Linked DNA regions of Homo sapiens: regions 2 and 3 are each linked to region 1. Evidence: chromatin contacts called from ENCODE Hi-C data. All regions are on one chromosome and are shown on one strand. The core of a region is the stretch at or near the end of the contact, and the rest is flanking DNA. Distances in the headings are between cores, read along the strand shown.

Evidence for each region. Hi-C counts contacts between places; a loop is a spot of excess contacts on that map. Pooled maps may share reads with other maps.
Region 2: a loop to region 1 is called in a map of CD8-positive, alpha-beta T cell, with 8 times the contacts of the local background. The contact joins the promoter of QSER1 here to the promoter of LIN7C in region 1. A Hi-C loop is called at or near these places in 2 of 168 maps with a recorded cell type or tissue (CD8-positive, alpha-beta T cell and naive thymus-derived CD4-positive, alpha-beta T cell) and 9 of 50 pooled maps.
Region 3: a map of CD8-positive, alpha-beta T cell shows a loop between it and region 1 (7-fold over the local background). The contact joins the promoter of CSTF3 here to the promoter of LIN7C in region 1. A Hi-C loop is called at or near these places in 2 of 168 maps with a recorded cell type or tissue (CD8-positive, alpha-beta T cell and naive thymus-derived CD4-positive, alpha-beta T cell) and 11 of 50 pooled maps.

What each region holds. Positions count from the first base shown.
Region 1 is chr11:27,503,916-27,508,630 of GRCh38, forward strand. It overlaps LIN7C (lin-7 cell polarity scaffold C), which reads right to left and starts at 2,854. Exons shown (of 5, transcript NM_018362.4): 1 at 2,801-2,854. The coding sequence starts at 2,837. BDNF-AS (BDNF antisense RNA) reads left to right here and starts at 2,937. Exons shown (of 7, transcript NR_033315.1): 1 at 2,937-2,983. RefSeq lists enhancers at 2,415-3,614, 2,771-2,900, 2,971-3,260.
Region 2 is chr11:32,889,816-32,894,194 of GRCh38, forward strand. QSER1 (glutamine and serine rich 1) reads left to right here and starts at 2,996. Exons shown (of 13, transcript NM_001076786.3): 1 at 2,996-3,519. The coding sequence starts at 3,311. RefSeq lists an enhancer at 1,347-1,921 and silencers at 2,669-3,288, 3,369-3,768.
Region 3 is chr11:33,160,230-33,164,884 of GRCh38, forward strand. It overlaps CSTF3 (cleavage stimulation factor subunit 3), which reads right to left and starts at 1,251. Exons shown (of 21, transcript NM_001326.3): 1 at 1,070-1,251. The coding sequence starts at 1,096. It overlaps CSTF3-DT (CSTF3 divergent transcript), which reads left to right and starts at 1,428. Exons shown (of 4, transcript NR_034027.1): 1 at 1,428-1,552. RefSeq lists enhancers at 1-480, 1,216-1,635.

The DNA.
Region 1 (4,715 bases), core at 1,604-4,103:
CAAGTGATTCTCGTGCCTCAGTCTCCCGAGTAGCTGGGACTACAGGTACCTGCCACCAGGCCCAGCTAATTTTTGTATTTTTAGTAGAGACAGGGTTTCACCATGTTGGCCAGGCTAGTCTCAAACTCCTGACCTCAAGTGATCTGCTTGCCTCGGCCTCCCAAAGTGCTGGGATTACAGGCGTGAGCCACTGCGCCTGGCCAGAAAGCAGATTTTTAAATTTGAGGTAAAGAAAGCTTAAACTTAAAAAGTTAATCAAATGCAATGGAAGCAAATAGACCTTCACCATTCTGATTTCCCATCACCAGAATGACCGATACATGGGGACTGTTGGTTCATCAATTATTTTGATTTATAAAGTTATAATATATAAGCCATATAAAAATTTCCAGTGAAGAAAAAAATGGAAAAAAGTAAAATGCTTTTGACTAAATCTAAAATGTACCTACTATGTGCTCAAATTTGTGTTTCATTAAATCATAGTTTGATGATTTAGAAGGCACTCTAAATCATCATATGTGATCAGGCACTGTATTGTAATTGTACTGTAGGATTTTCTACTTTAGGATCGTTGGGAGTGTTTGTTAATAGAGTCTGTTAGAATTCTAAACAAGAATCAGAGGTGATGTAATCTGACTTTCTTACCCTGCTAAATGGCAACCACTAGTACAGCTGTCTTGGTAACAGTGGGGGATTCATTAGGACCTTCTTCAGATACCACAGATATCAAGATCTGCAGATGCTCAAGTCTCTGATATAAAATGATATAGTATTGGCATAAAACCTATGCATATCCCCCCTCTATACTTTAAATAATCTCTAGATTACTTACAATATCTGACGCTACGTAAACAGTTGTTATATCACATTGTTTAGGGAATAAGGACAAGAAAAAAATGTCTGTACATGTTCTATACAGACACGATTTTTTTCTGAGTATTTTCAATCTGCAGTTGGTTGAAATATGGAACCCATGGATATGGAGGGCTGACTGTAATTCATCCTACTAAGAGGTGGAGTCTTCTACTGAAGAACAGAAAAGAAATCTGTAACAGCAAAAAACAAAGCCAAGACTATCAAAACTAAATGCCACAGAAGTTCCACATTTTGTGTTGCATTTAAAAATACAAAGACCGGCCGGGTGCAGTGGCTCACGCCTGTAATCCTAGCACTTTGGGAAGCCGAGGCGGGCGGACTTCCTAAGCTCAAGAGTTCGAGACCAGCCTGGGCAACACGGTGAAACCCCGTCTCTACTAAAATACAAAAAACAGCCGGGTTTGGCGGCGTTCGCCTGCAGTCCCAGCTACTCGGGAGGCTGAGGCAGGAGAATTGCTTGAACCCGGGAGGCAGAGGTTGCAGTGAGCCGAGATCGCGCCACTGCACTCCAGCCTGGGCGACAGAGCAAGACTACGTCTCCAAACAGCAACAACAAAAACACAAAAGACCAATACGTTAGAATCTTAACTAGCTTTCAAAGAAAAAACTTACTCCTGTTAACACCAAACAGATTTGCTCCCATCTATAAAACACAGTGCCACTGTGCTCAAGAGGAAGATGTCAGAGACTTAGGCCTAACTCGGCAAGTCTTCCCAGAGTAGCTAGTCCTCTAAAATGATGCTTTAATAGGCTTAACGGAAACAATCTCATTTACAGTGAGGCTTCCAAATGGTGAACACGGTAAAGAGCAAATCAGCAACATTAAGTGCACATTTGTTTGTGGGAAGGCATTAGGAAAGAGGTTTTTCTAAGTACAGTAATTCTAAAAATGTGTTTTCTTAGGGAACAATAGTAATATTTAGACTAATTGCAAATGTTAATATGTGCAATATAATTTCAGTCTCCATCCTACATATACATTTTTTTTTACCACCAGTACTCAAAATGTTTATTTGTACTTCTCAATTCCTATCAATGATTTCTAATGCTGGTGTATGAAAAGCATGCTTGAAATTGTTTGAAATAAAGGACTTAGGGACAGAGTGGAATGCTGGAAATCTGTAAAAGGACTGGAAACGCTGGAATGCTGGAAATCATGGTAGGCGCATAGCCAGTTATTTTCGTAGGCTTCTCTATCTCTAATTACTCAGCAGAGGTGGTTTTATTTTCCTTGACAGTCTGCTCTAGGAAGCAATCAGCCAACCAGTTTGCAATTGTAGGGTTTGTAAGAAATGAAAAACACTGCACCTGCAAGTGTTTTAGCATCTACCACTATTCGGCTTACTTACGTAACCTCCTTCCCAAGACCAAGTCAGTAGGATTGTTTTTAAAGCAACCTCTCCATTTCTAGGAGGGGCACAAAAGCTAGCAAATACCCCAACCCGAATACAAGCGAGGTTGTGGAGAAAGTAATGAAGGAGTTTGTGTGCAAACAGCGGGGAAAGGAGGTTCTGTTGAATTGTACCGTGTGTCCGTTCTCGTGCTGTACAGGCAATGAGTGTAGTCTGTGCGAACCGGGTGTGTGACGTTTGCTTTTCGGGTGTACGGGTCTCCGAATGCTGCTTCTGCTGTGCTCACCAAGGGAGCGCGTGTGCGGCGTGTGTCTGCGAAGCGGGCAGGTTGTGTTTAGTTGTGCTGTGCCTTGGAACAGTCCGTGTGAACAGAGGAGGGCTTACGGTTAACAGACAAAATACCGTAAGCGCCCTTCCTAGAGCCAGGCACAGAGACAACGGCGGCCTCTGGCGCCGGCACAAGGGACAGCGTGGCCCGGATCTCAGAGCCTGGGTCACTCCTCCTCCCCTCCAGCGACACAGCACTCCCCCAACCCTTCCGCCCACCTCCGCCGAGCCTCGGCTGCACTCACCTCTCTCCAGCCGCACGGGTTCCCCTAGCGCCGCCATCTTCTCCCTTAACCTACAGACCCACAGGAAATGACGACAGAAGGGCTGAGGTGGGGGGGCGGGGCCTAGGGGAAGCCGGAAAAGTGAGTACCGGCTAGTATCGCGAGATCAGGAAGGTGGCCGAGTGTGTCGCCGCGGCCATCAGGGTAAGGGTACCTGGACTTGCGGCTTTTTAGGTCGGCCTGGCTCCGCTCCTTCCGCGGTGACGAGGTCCCCCGGCCTCCTAGGGTTGGGAAGAGCTGCTTTCCTGACTCTCGTTCCCTGCCTCAGGCTTCCCTTATCCCAATCGCTTCGAACCCTTGGCTCAGCGTAGAGGAGTCAAGCCTGGATTCTAGTCCCACCTTGCCCATTAGCAGCTCTGTGACCTGGGACTGTTCACTTACCCTCTCTCAGCCTCAGTTTCCGCATCTGTACAACGAGAGGTCCTATCTCTTAGGTCCTTACAATTTTTAAACTCTGGGATTCGGTGGCAATTAAATGTGTAATGACATGTTGTCAGTTCTCAATTTGTGACAGCATTGCTTTAAATTTAAAAATCCACGGCTTGAATCTTCCCTCCAAATCTGTTAAGGGGTGGAAAGTACAAAGAGCATGAAACATATCTGGGTGAGGGAGAGAACAAGGTGCTTTGGTGCACCACAAAGTAACAATTTTATAAGCAGCTGATTCTTATAAAATCTTAAGTAAATGAAATATTGTGAAGCAAATAATATTCTTAATGCATTACAGATTTTTGAGCCACTTCTGAAATTTTCGCGAACCAAGAAGAATTTTAGTACTTGGATTTGACTAACATTTATCCAAGCCCTTAGTCTGTACTGATACTGTGGTAGGTGTGTTTACATCCAGCATTTCAACACTTCATGATGGGACTGTTTTAATAACCTGTTTGCCCCTGGTCCACCCTTTCCATTCACCTTTAGTATTTTCTTCTCCAAATCCATCATGGATGCCACCACTATGCTCCTTTTTCTCCCCTTGAATTCTGATTTCATCATCACAAGTTCTGTTCAGAAACTTTCAATGGTTTCTCTCCTGTTTCCTATTTCTAAAGCCTTGCATACTCTGACCCTAACTCATCCAACTAACTTCATTTCTCATTACCACTAAGTGCAACCACCACTTCAGTCCAGATAGTATAGTTTCAACCATATTTATTCCTGATTCCAAGTCTTTTTGTTTGTTTTAGAGACAGAGTTTCTCTCTGTTGTCCAGACTGGAGTGCAGTGGTGCAATCACAGCTCAAGAGAGCCTCCTGTCTCAGTCTTGCCAGTAGCGAGGACTACAGGCAAGCACCACCATGCCTGGCAAATTTTTAAATTTTTAGTAGAGATGGGGGTCTTGCTATGTTGCCCAGGCTGGTCTCAAACTCCTGAGCTCAAGCAGTCCTCCTGCTTTGGCCTCCCGAAGTGCTGGGATTACAGGCGTGGGCCACTGTGCCAGGCTCCAAATCTTCATTTGTGTTGTTCTTGTGTGGAATGCCCTTCTTCATCCCTTCCTAGTCTCCAAACTTTGTACACACTCAGTTGAACCCATTTCGTGGGTCCCTGCTGAAGGCATGCCACTTCTACCAAGCCTTTTCTCCATATTATTCCCCTTTTTTGTCCTCTGATGGCCTAAATACGTTGCAGTAACACTCAGGTGCTTATCTCTTACTCGTTGTCATTTTTTTTTGCTGCAAATGTGTTCAAGAAATGTTTATTAAACACCTAATATATACCAGGTGCCTTGATAGGAATACCAGGTAGAGCAAGACAAATGCAAACATTGCCCTTATTTCTTCAAATATTTTTTCTTTCCATTCTCTTGCTCCTCTCCTTTGGTGTGACTATTGGAGTCATGTGCATGTACATAATATACATGTATATTGAACTAACT
Region 2 (4,379 bases), core at 1,746-4,245, 5.4 Mb after region 1:
ATCTAAGAAAAAAAAATGCCCATTCAGAAGTTCCAATTAGTCATTTACATATTCCTTTCCTTTCCCCCCCAAAAAAGAAAAACCAAAACACTCTATCTCAATTCTAAAATCGGGGCAAGATTTGAAAATTGATTAAATCAAAGGCAGTTTGGTTTTAAGATGAATTGGAGTAAATCCTACACTTAAGAAGGAATCTTCCAGCACTTTGGAAGGCTGAGGTGGGAGGATTGCTTGAGGCCAGGAGCTCAAGACCAGCCTTGGACACCATAGCGAGACCCTGTCTGAAAAAAAACAAAAAAAACTCTTTCCTTCTTCCTCACCTCCATCTCCCACTTCCTTCTGAGTTTATTGTCTAGAGTTAGTCATGCCTTAGAACATGCCCATGAACAATCTCCCCACATTTTCCACCCTAACTCCCATCCCATTAGAAAATCAATACGTATTTCACAGGTCGCGGTGGCTCACGCCTGTAATCCCAGAACTTTGGGAGGCTGAGGCAGGCGGATCATCTGAGGTCAAGAGTTCGAGACTAGCCTGGCCAAAATGGTGAAACCCGTCTCTACTAAAAATACAAAAAAATTAGCTGGGCGTGGTGGCATGCGCCTGTATTCCCAGCTACTCAGGAGGCTGAGGCAGGAGAATCGCTTGAATCCGGGAGGCGGAGGTTGCAGTGAGACGAGATCACCCCACTGCACTCAAGCCTGGGCGACAGAGCGAGACTGTCTGAAAAAACGAACAAACAAAAACACGGGACCAACAATGCTCATTCTAGAGTTTGACATTACCTAGATCAGACTTGAAGCAGCTTGGTTACGAATCATTTGAGAGATCCCGAAACGTTCACAGAGCTGGAAGTATATTTTCAGTAGGGAAGAAGACATTCTTCAGATAGTATCATCAAGTGTACAAAATTTTTAAAAGATTTATTTACATATATCAAAGCATCACATTGTACCCCATAAATGTATGCAATTATGATTTGTCAATTAAAAATAGTATTGATAAAAAATGTAATGATGTTATTTGTAGACATGTAACATTTGAAAATAAATATAATTGTACTGATTTAGAGTGAACTAAGGAAATTTCATTTAAATGGCAAAGGAACATATGGTGACAGAGTAATATTACTAAAAATACTCACTAGAATTTTCCCTTAATATCTTTCCCTGATTTATGTGACATAAACAAACTACATAATGGTGTGAGGGACTATAAAGGTTTTATTGCCACTTGTTTGGTATTGCCTGCGTAACTCACTCTGAGTGCCAGTTGTGGGTATCTCAAACTAAGTGTCATAAAACATTTATAGCATGCCACTCCATTTCCTATACTTTTCATAGAGACAAAACTTTAGCGCTCACAAAAGTACTTATAAATATAATAGCTAGTTGTGAAAACTTTTTAATTTAGATCCCACATTTCCAGTTTGCAGGAAGAAAAATAAATGTAATGAAGATTTACGTTACTTCTCTGCATGAACTCAGATTAGTTCGCAAATTCCTTTTCAAAGAAAAACCACTTTTCAAAGATATCCTCAGTAAATGCATTTTGTAATTAACATAAAATTGGCAAAGTCGCTGTGCCTACACGTTTGAATTCATGTGTAAATAACGACTACTCACTTCCTTGCTTCCCCACCCGGGGACCAGGCTCCAAGCATCACAGGTGCAGAAAGACTTGCAAAAAGGAATGAATAGGAACAAAAGGATGTAGGCGCCAGGAGGAAAACAGGATCTTCCAGAACAAAATTAATCTCGCAAGGCATAGCAGATCCAACACCAGATTATTACCAAAGTTTAAACTTTTTCAATGGTCATCAGAGATAGCGTATCAAGTTTATTAGGTCTTTCACTACGGCTGATTTGCTTAAACCTTTATGTTATGCTTATCTTGAGGGATAGATTTCTGTGCTAAGCACATAATAGGTGTTAAACCAATATTGATTTTTAAAAGGAGGTGGTCATTAAATAGAAATTTTACTGTTATTTTAACCTTTAAATTTATGGCCCAAGGGCCAAACGATGATTTGTACGATTCCCTAGTTTCAATACTTGTGAGTTATTACAAGAAATACAACTCTGCTATGCAACAGAAGAACCGCAAATAGTCATTAAATTACCGCACACCAAGCAGCTTGGAGATCAGATAGGAAATGTTTGGGGAGAGAGTCCTGCTGAAGTTCCAAGTCTCAAACAAAACCCCTCAACATCAGAGTGCATGGTGAGTTTAAATTTATTGTAATTAAAGTCATCCAGATGGTAGTTGGATTAATCAATGAAGAGGTGGTTATCTATCTTGGGATAGAAGATTCTGAAACCCAGAGCGAGAAAAATCCCCAAGGTGGGGGTGGGGACAGTTAATAAGAGCCCTTGGGAAAGGCCCTTTCAGCGAGGATTGGAAAATAATACGTTTGAATTTGAATCTCTTTGAATATAAATCTCCCCTAACAGCAGGAAAAGGGTCCTCTAGCCCAGCAAGCTTTGGGGAGGGAGTAAGCGGAACTGCAAAAGAGCTCGCTCAGCTGTTTCTGGATTGGGGCGCAGAGAAAGAAATCGCGATCAGGGAACTGAGTACTGGAGTCCCTCAAAATAACCCGAAGGGTCAAATAGTGAGCTCCAAGCAAAGCGTTGACCCGGCTACCCCTGAGCAGCGCCCTACGCTGGGTTCCACTCCACTTCCCCTCCCCCGCGCGGGGCGATAGCCAGGCGCGGTCCCTTCCCACGCGGGCCGCGGCGAGTGCGGACAGCTCCCTTCCGGGCTGCGGAAGGCGGGAAGTCTGCGGTTCGCGGGCTCCGGCTGGCGGGCGCCCCTCGGAGTCCCTGAAGTCGGCCGGGCCCCGCAGGACCCGCGCCTTCTCGGCCCCAACTGTCCCTCGCGAAGCGTCCTGCGGTGGCGGAGGCCTCGCGGCCGCCCGCCAGCCCCGCGAGCGGCAAGCGCGGGGCTCAGAGGGGAGGCGGGGCAAGGCCGCGGGGCGGAGGGGGGCGGGAGGTGCATCCTGGGAAATCCACCAACATGGGGCGCAGCGGCCGCCGCCGCCGCCGCCGTCGCCGCGAGTCCCGGCCGCGGGTGCCTCCGCTTCCCTGACGCCCAGCTGGGGCCTCGCCGCCCGCCGCGGCCCGGGTCTTTGCGGCCCAGACTCGCCAGCGCGCCCTTCTCCCGCCTGCTCGCCGGGGCCATGTGAGGGGGCAGCTCCCTCCACCGCCGCCGCCCCCTCTTCCTCCCCCGCCCCCTCTCCCTGCCCGCCCCCGTCACACGGAGCCCTGGAGGATCCCCCGCTGCTGCCCGCCCTCCCTACGCCACCCCCACGATGGACAGGAACTACGCGACCTCGGGCTTCACCGAGCCGCCGCCGCCGCCGCCGCCCGCGCCCCCCGCCGCCCCCGTCCCCGCCAGCGCCGCTGCGCAGCCCCCCGCCCCAGCCTGGGCGTACGAACCCCGAGCCGCCGCCGCCGCCGCCAGCAGCAGCTGCAGCAGTGGCAGCTGCAGTAGCGGCAGCAGCCCCAGCCTCAAGGCCAGGTAGGGAGGGTGGGCGGCGGGGTCGCGGTGGACCAGGAAAGGCCGGGGATGCGTTTGGGGCCTTCGCTCGGTTGCAGCGCCGCCCAGAGGTCTGGGCCGGGCGGGGAGCCCTCCGCTCGCCCTCGGCCAGCTCGGGGGAGGCGGCTGATGACTCCTACGGGGTGGTCGCGGGTAGGTGGGGGCGCCCGGTGCAGGATTCGCGCCTGGGGACGGCGGGTGAAGGAATAGCTGGGCGGGAGTCGTGGGGCTCCGTCACCTCTTGGGTCCTGGGCTCTCACATGGTGAAGTTTGGGCTCGTGGCTGAACTCGGGATCTGTGAGACCCAGGATTGGCGCCGGGGGTCCGAAGGGGGCGCCGGAGAGTTTGGGGCAGTGGCGATCCATTGTATTGGAACCTGGGTGGCCGACAATGCGGTCTTGGGGACTCCGGCGTGTGAGGGTTGCGGAGGCGGGAGAGGAAGAGTCGCGGAACCGCGTCCCGGAGACACTGGGGGGCCCGGGAGGGCTGGGCTACGGGAGAATCCCCGGGGCGCAGGGCAGAAGAGGGGGCCCGGCAGGGCGCGAACGCGGCTCCAGGGCCGGGTGACATATGTTTGCGCTGGTGGCCAAGATTTAGGCGATTTTTCTTCCACGCGTTCAAAGTTGCTCTTAGGTTTCCTCCCCTTTTAACAACAGCAGGAAGTAAGGAATCTTTCTTTGCCTTCTATGCCTCGGGGTGACTGAGAGTTGGGAAGAAATGGGGCGGGGGTTGGGGTGGGGGTAGTGAAGGCCGTAAAGGTTGAAGAACCAAAGCATGCTTCTCCATCTCGGCCTTTAAGGTCCGGGTGCATTATGTAGCGTGGGGTTCAAGAGTTCATCTTG
Region 3 (4,655 bases), core at 1-2,500, 5.7 Mb after region 1:
CAAACACAAAACAATTTAATCAAACTGCCGACATAATGAAATCTACAGTCTTACAGACTATGCAATAGAACGCTCCTATTTTGCCTCATCTCTGCCAACCTCCAATAACATCTTCCACGTTATAAGCTAGGGAACCTGAAAAACGAAAACCTAAGTGCATGTCGTTGCTATGGCAATGGGAAATTTCAGGAAATTGAGACTGCAGGCTACCTAGCCTCCATTTTAGAAACTGTATTTATCTAAACACACCAGGACTTAGATCGAAAAACACATTTAATGGCATTTTTCATAACTATTTAGCTTCCTCTTTCACACTAAAAGGTAAATACTATCCTACAAAATTCTGAATACAAAGAGCAAAAGAAACAAATCACACTGATCTAACCTAAAAGTGTGAATTTTAAAATATTTAGTTGTCACTCATATTTACTATTAAAACAGATGCTTTTATTTACAGTGGCCAAAACAGACTTCTCATTTTCAACTTATACCTGCAATGTTTATGTAGCTGGAAAAATGAAAACGAAATGTGGCTAAAAGAAAAGAAAACGAAAGAAAGCCACAAAATTCCCAAAACCTCAGCATAACTTGCTTCTTTCTTCACTCGCTCTCATTAAGTCTTAATTCTCCAGATTAGCTTTGTCTCAAATATTTCTCAAACTAGTAACCTATTTCTGGGTACAGTATATTTGGCGGGGTAAAAGAAACACTGTCAAGTTTTTCTAAAACGTCGGGTGCACGTTAAAATAATTCCTATCCACTCTAATACCAAAACGATATCAAAGGAAAGCATCCCATCTGGAGTAGTCCCATGAATCTAAATAGGACGAAGCAGCCTACCGCTATTGTCTAAATCAAGTATTTACTCGTATTCATGCCTAAGAGAGAGAAGTAAAAAAAAAAAAATTAAATCTTAGATCTTGCTCCCCATTCCCACCACTCTTCTATATACCCTGTCCCCCGGGTTCACTAGACCCAATTCCTTCCTCAGCCGAACATGTCTGGAGCAGTCGGAGGAACAGACGTGGAGAAGAGGTCGCCACGAGGCCCCACCACTCTCCTTCCTCACCTGCTCCGTGGCTCCGTCTCCTGACATGGCCTCAGCTGATTACAACGTGCGCACTGACCGTCGATGGGAAGCTAGAAAAGAAAAATTAAACTAAAAACCACCCCCAAATCAGTAAAGTTACCCCCTGCCCAGCTGAGCCAGACCGCCAACACCAATCGCCACCGCCCACTCAAATATGAATTAAAATGGCTGCGCCCCTGCCGGCCGAGGAGGAGGTGTGTGGCTTCCGCATTAACTTCCGGGGCAGTGGGCGGGGCTAATTTCGCGACTCTGGTTATTCCGAGCGTGCAGAAAGCAGCGAGATCCCGGGGCGGGCCCAATTCCTGGGCTGACGTCACTACCCTGGCTTGGAGAGGCTGTTGCTGAGCCGGCTCCAACCGGCTGGAAGGCGGGAAGCTGTTTCGCCTGGAGGCTCGCGCGCTTTTTGGAATTCAGTTATCAAGCTTTAGAGCCTGGCTACTCACAGTTGAAGCCTGATTGCAGGTCAGCAATGCTAAACGTTAAATGCCTCTTATATTTAGGGGATAAGGACTCCGTGGAGGTTTTCTCTGGTCCCAGCTCCTGCTTTTTACTTTTCTTGGGGGTGGGAGGGATAGATCAAGCCCCCATTAATTTTTACTGCCACCGTCGACTCTTGTGTAGAAAGCTTTGAAGTCTGAGACCTGGGTTTTCAGCTCAACATCTCAGCTTGGTTCCTTGACTGCAAAGTAGGTATAATTGTTTGTAGCCCAGACTGCTTGGATTTTAACGAAGATAAGTAACTCTGGTAATTAAACTTCGTACCTCAGCTTTCTGGCCTATAGATGGGAATAATAATAGTACCTGCAAGTGAAATAAATTATACATAGAAAAGTGTTAGAACAGTACCTGGCATTAAGATTAAATGAGATTGACTGGGCGCGGTGGCCCACGCCTGTAATCCCAGCAGTTTGGGAGGCCAAAACGGATGGATCATTTAAAGTCAGGAGTTCTAGGCCAGGTGCGGTGGCTCACGCCTGTAATCGCAGCACTTTGGGAGGCTGAGGCGGGCGGATCACAAGGTCAGGAGATGAGACCATCCTGGCTAATACGGTAAAACCCCGTCTCTACTAAAAATACACACACACACAAAAAAAAATTAGCCGGGCGTGGTGGCGGGCGCCTGTAGTCCCAGCTACTCCGGATGCTGAGGCAGGAGACTGGCGTGAACCTGGGAGGCGGAGCTTGCAGTGAGCCGAGATCGCGCCACTGCACTCCAGCCTGGGCGGCAGAGCGAGACTCCGTCTCAGAAAATAAATAAATAAAGTCAGGAATTCAGGACCAACCTGGCCAACTTGGTGAAATCTCGTCTCTACCAAAAATACAAAAAAAGTAGCCGGGCGTGGTGGTTTGCGCCTGTAGTCCCAGTTACTCGGGAAGCTTAAGCAGGAGAATCGCTTGAACCCGCGAGGCGGAGGTTGCAGTGAGCCGAGATTCCAGCCTGGACTACAGAGCGAGACTCCGTCTCAAAAAAAATAAAAAATAAAAAATTAAATGATACTAAATCTTCTCAAACTGCTCTTCCATTTAAGCGTCATCGTTAGATGTCTGCAAGCATTTCTCGCCTACGGGGGTCCAATGCCCTAAAATAACCTAGTGAACTGTTCCCAGACTCGCCTTATTCTTTTAGGTCTCCTTTCCTCTGCTCAAACTTACACTTACTCCCTTTCCACAGGCTGAAATCTTACCCTTAAAATAATCAGACACATGAGCAAAAGATATGTATTAACAGATGTTCATTGCACCATCCAGCAATGGAGGACTGGTTAAAAATATCACAAGATTTATCTCTGCAATGGAATATCACACAGCAAACTGATGCTAATGTACGATGACTGACAGAAAGGCAACCACCGTATTAAATGAAGAAAAGCAGAATATGAAAGTGTTTTACGTATATATACTTACCACTTTAGCATCCTAATCTGAAAATCCAAAATCTGAAATACTCCAATGAGCATTTCCTTTGAGAGTCATGTCAGTGCTTAAAAAGTTAGATTTTGGAGCGTTTTGAGTTTTGGAACATTTAGGTTTTTTTTTTTTTTTCTCTTGAGGCAGAGTCTTGCTCTGTCGCCCAGGCCGGAGTGCAGTGGTGCGATCTCGGCTCACTGCACCCTACACCTCCCAGGTTCAAGCGATTCTCCTGCCTCAGCCTCCTGAGTAGCTGGGATTACAGGCGTGCGCCACCACGCCCGGCTAATTTTTGTATTTTTTCTTTTTCTTTTTTTTTTTTTGAGACGGAGTCTCGCTCTGTCGCCCAGGCTGGAGTGCAGTGGCACAATCTCGGCTCACTGCAAGCTCCCAAGCTCCGCCTCCTGGGTTCACTCCACTCTCCTGCCTCAGCCTCCCAAGTACCTGGGACTACAGGCGCCTGCCACCGCCCTGGCTAATTTTTTTGTATTTTTAGTAAAGAAGGGGTTTCACCATGTTGGCCAAGCTGGTCTGAACTCCTGGCCTCAAGTGATCCACCCAACTCGGCCTCCCCAAGGATTGGGATGACAGGCGTGAGCTAACGCGCCTGGCCCAGATTTTTGAATTAGGGATACTCAACCTGTTATAAATATATATATATATATATATATATATATATATATATATATATATATATATTTTTTTTTTTTTTTTTTTTTTTTTTTTTTTTGACACTGAGTCTCGCCCTTTCACCCAGGCTGGAGTGCAGTGGTGCGATCTCGGCTCACTGCAAGCTCTGCCTCCTGGGTTCAAGTGATTCTCGTGCCTCAGCCTCCTTAGTAGCTGGGATTACAGGCTCCCACCACCACACCGGGCTAATTTTTGTATTTTTAGTCGAGACAGGATTTCACCATATTGGTCAGGCTGGTCTTGAACTCCTGACCTCAGGTGATCCACTGGCCTTGGCCTCCCAAAGTGCTGGGATTACAGGCGTGAGCCACCACATCCAGCCTCAACCTGTATATAGCTTAAAAAAATTAAAAGTGGTTATATCTACATTGTGTGTCACATAAATTTACTCTTTTTATCTGTTTTCTGATTTTTCTTTATTGAACTGATGTAAGAACAACAAAGTCTTAAAACAGTATTCATACTCTTTCAAAGTTTGTCTCAAATGCCATTTTTTCCAGTTTGTTGTTTTGTTTTGACAGGGTCCCCCTCTGTCGCCCAGGCTGGAGTGCAGTGGCACGGTCTTGGCTCACTGCAACCTCTGCCTCTCAGGTTCAAGCGATTCTCCTACCTCAGCCTTCTGAGTAGTTAGGATTATGGGCGCCTGCCACCATGCCTGGCTAATTTTTGTATTTTTAGTAGAGACAGGGTTTCACCATGTTGCCCAGGCTGGTCTTGAACTCCTGGACTCAAGCAATCCGTCTGCCTTGGCCTCCCAAGGTGTTGGGATTACAGGTGTAAGCTATGGCGCCTGGCCCTCATTTTTTCCAGTGTTTTTAACAAATATAGAGATAAAAGTTTAAATAATAATGCAATGAATACCTGTATAACTACCACCTTGATTAACATTTTAGTGTGTTTGCTTTATATGTATGTATTTACGTACATAGTTTTTTTTTTGGCAGGGGGAGCCAGATTATTTTTTATT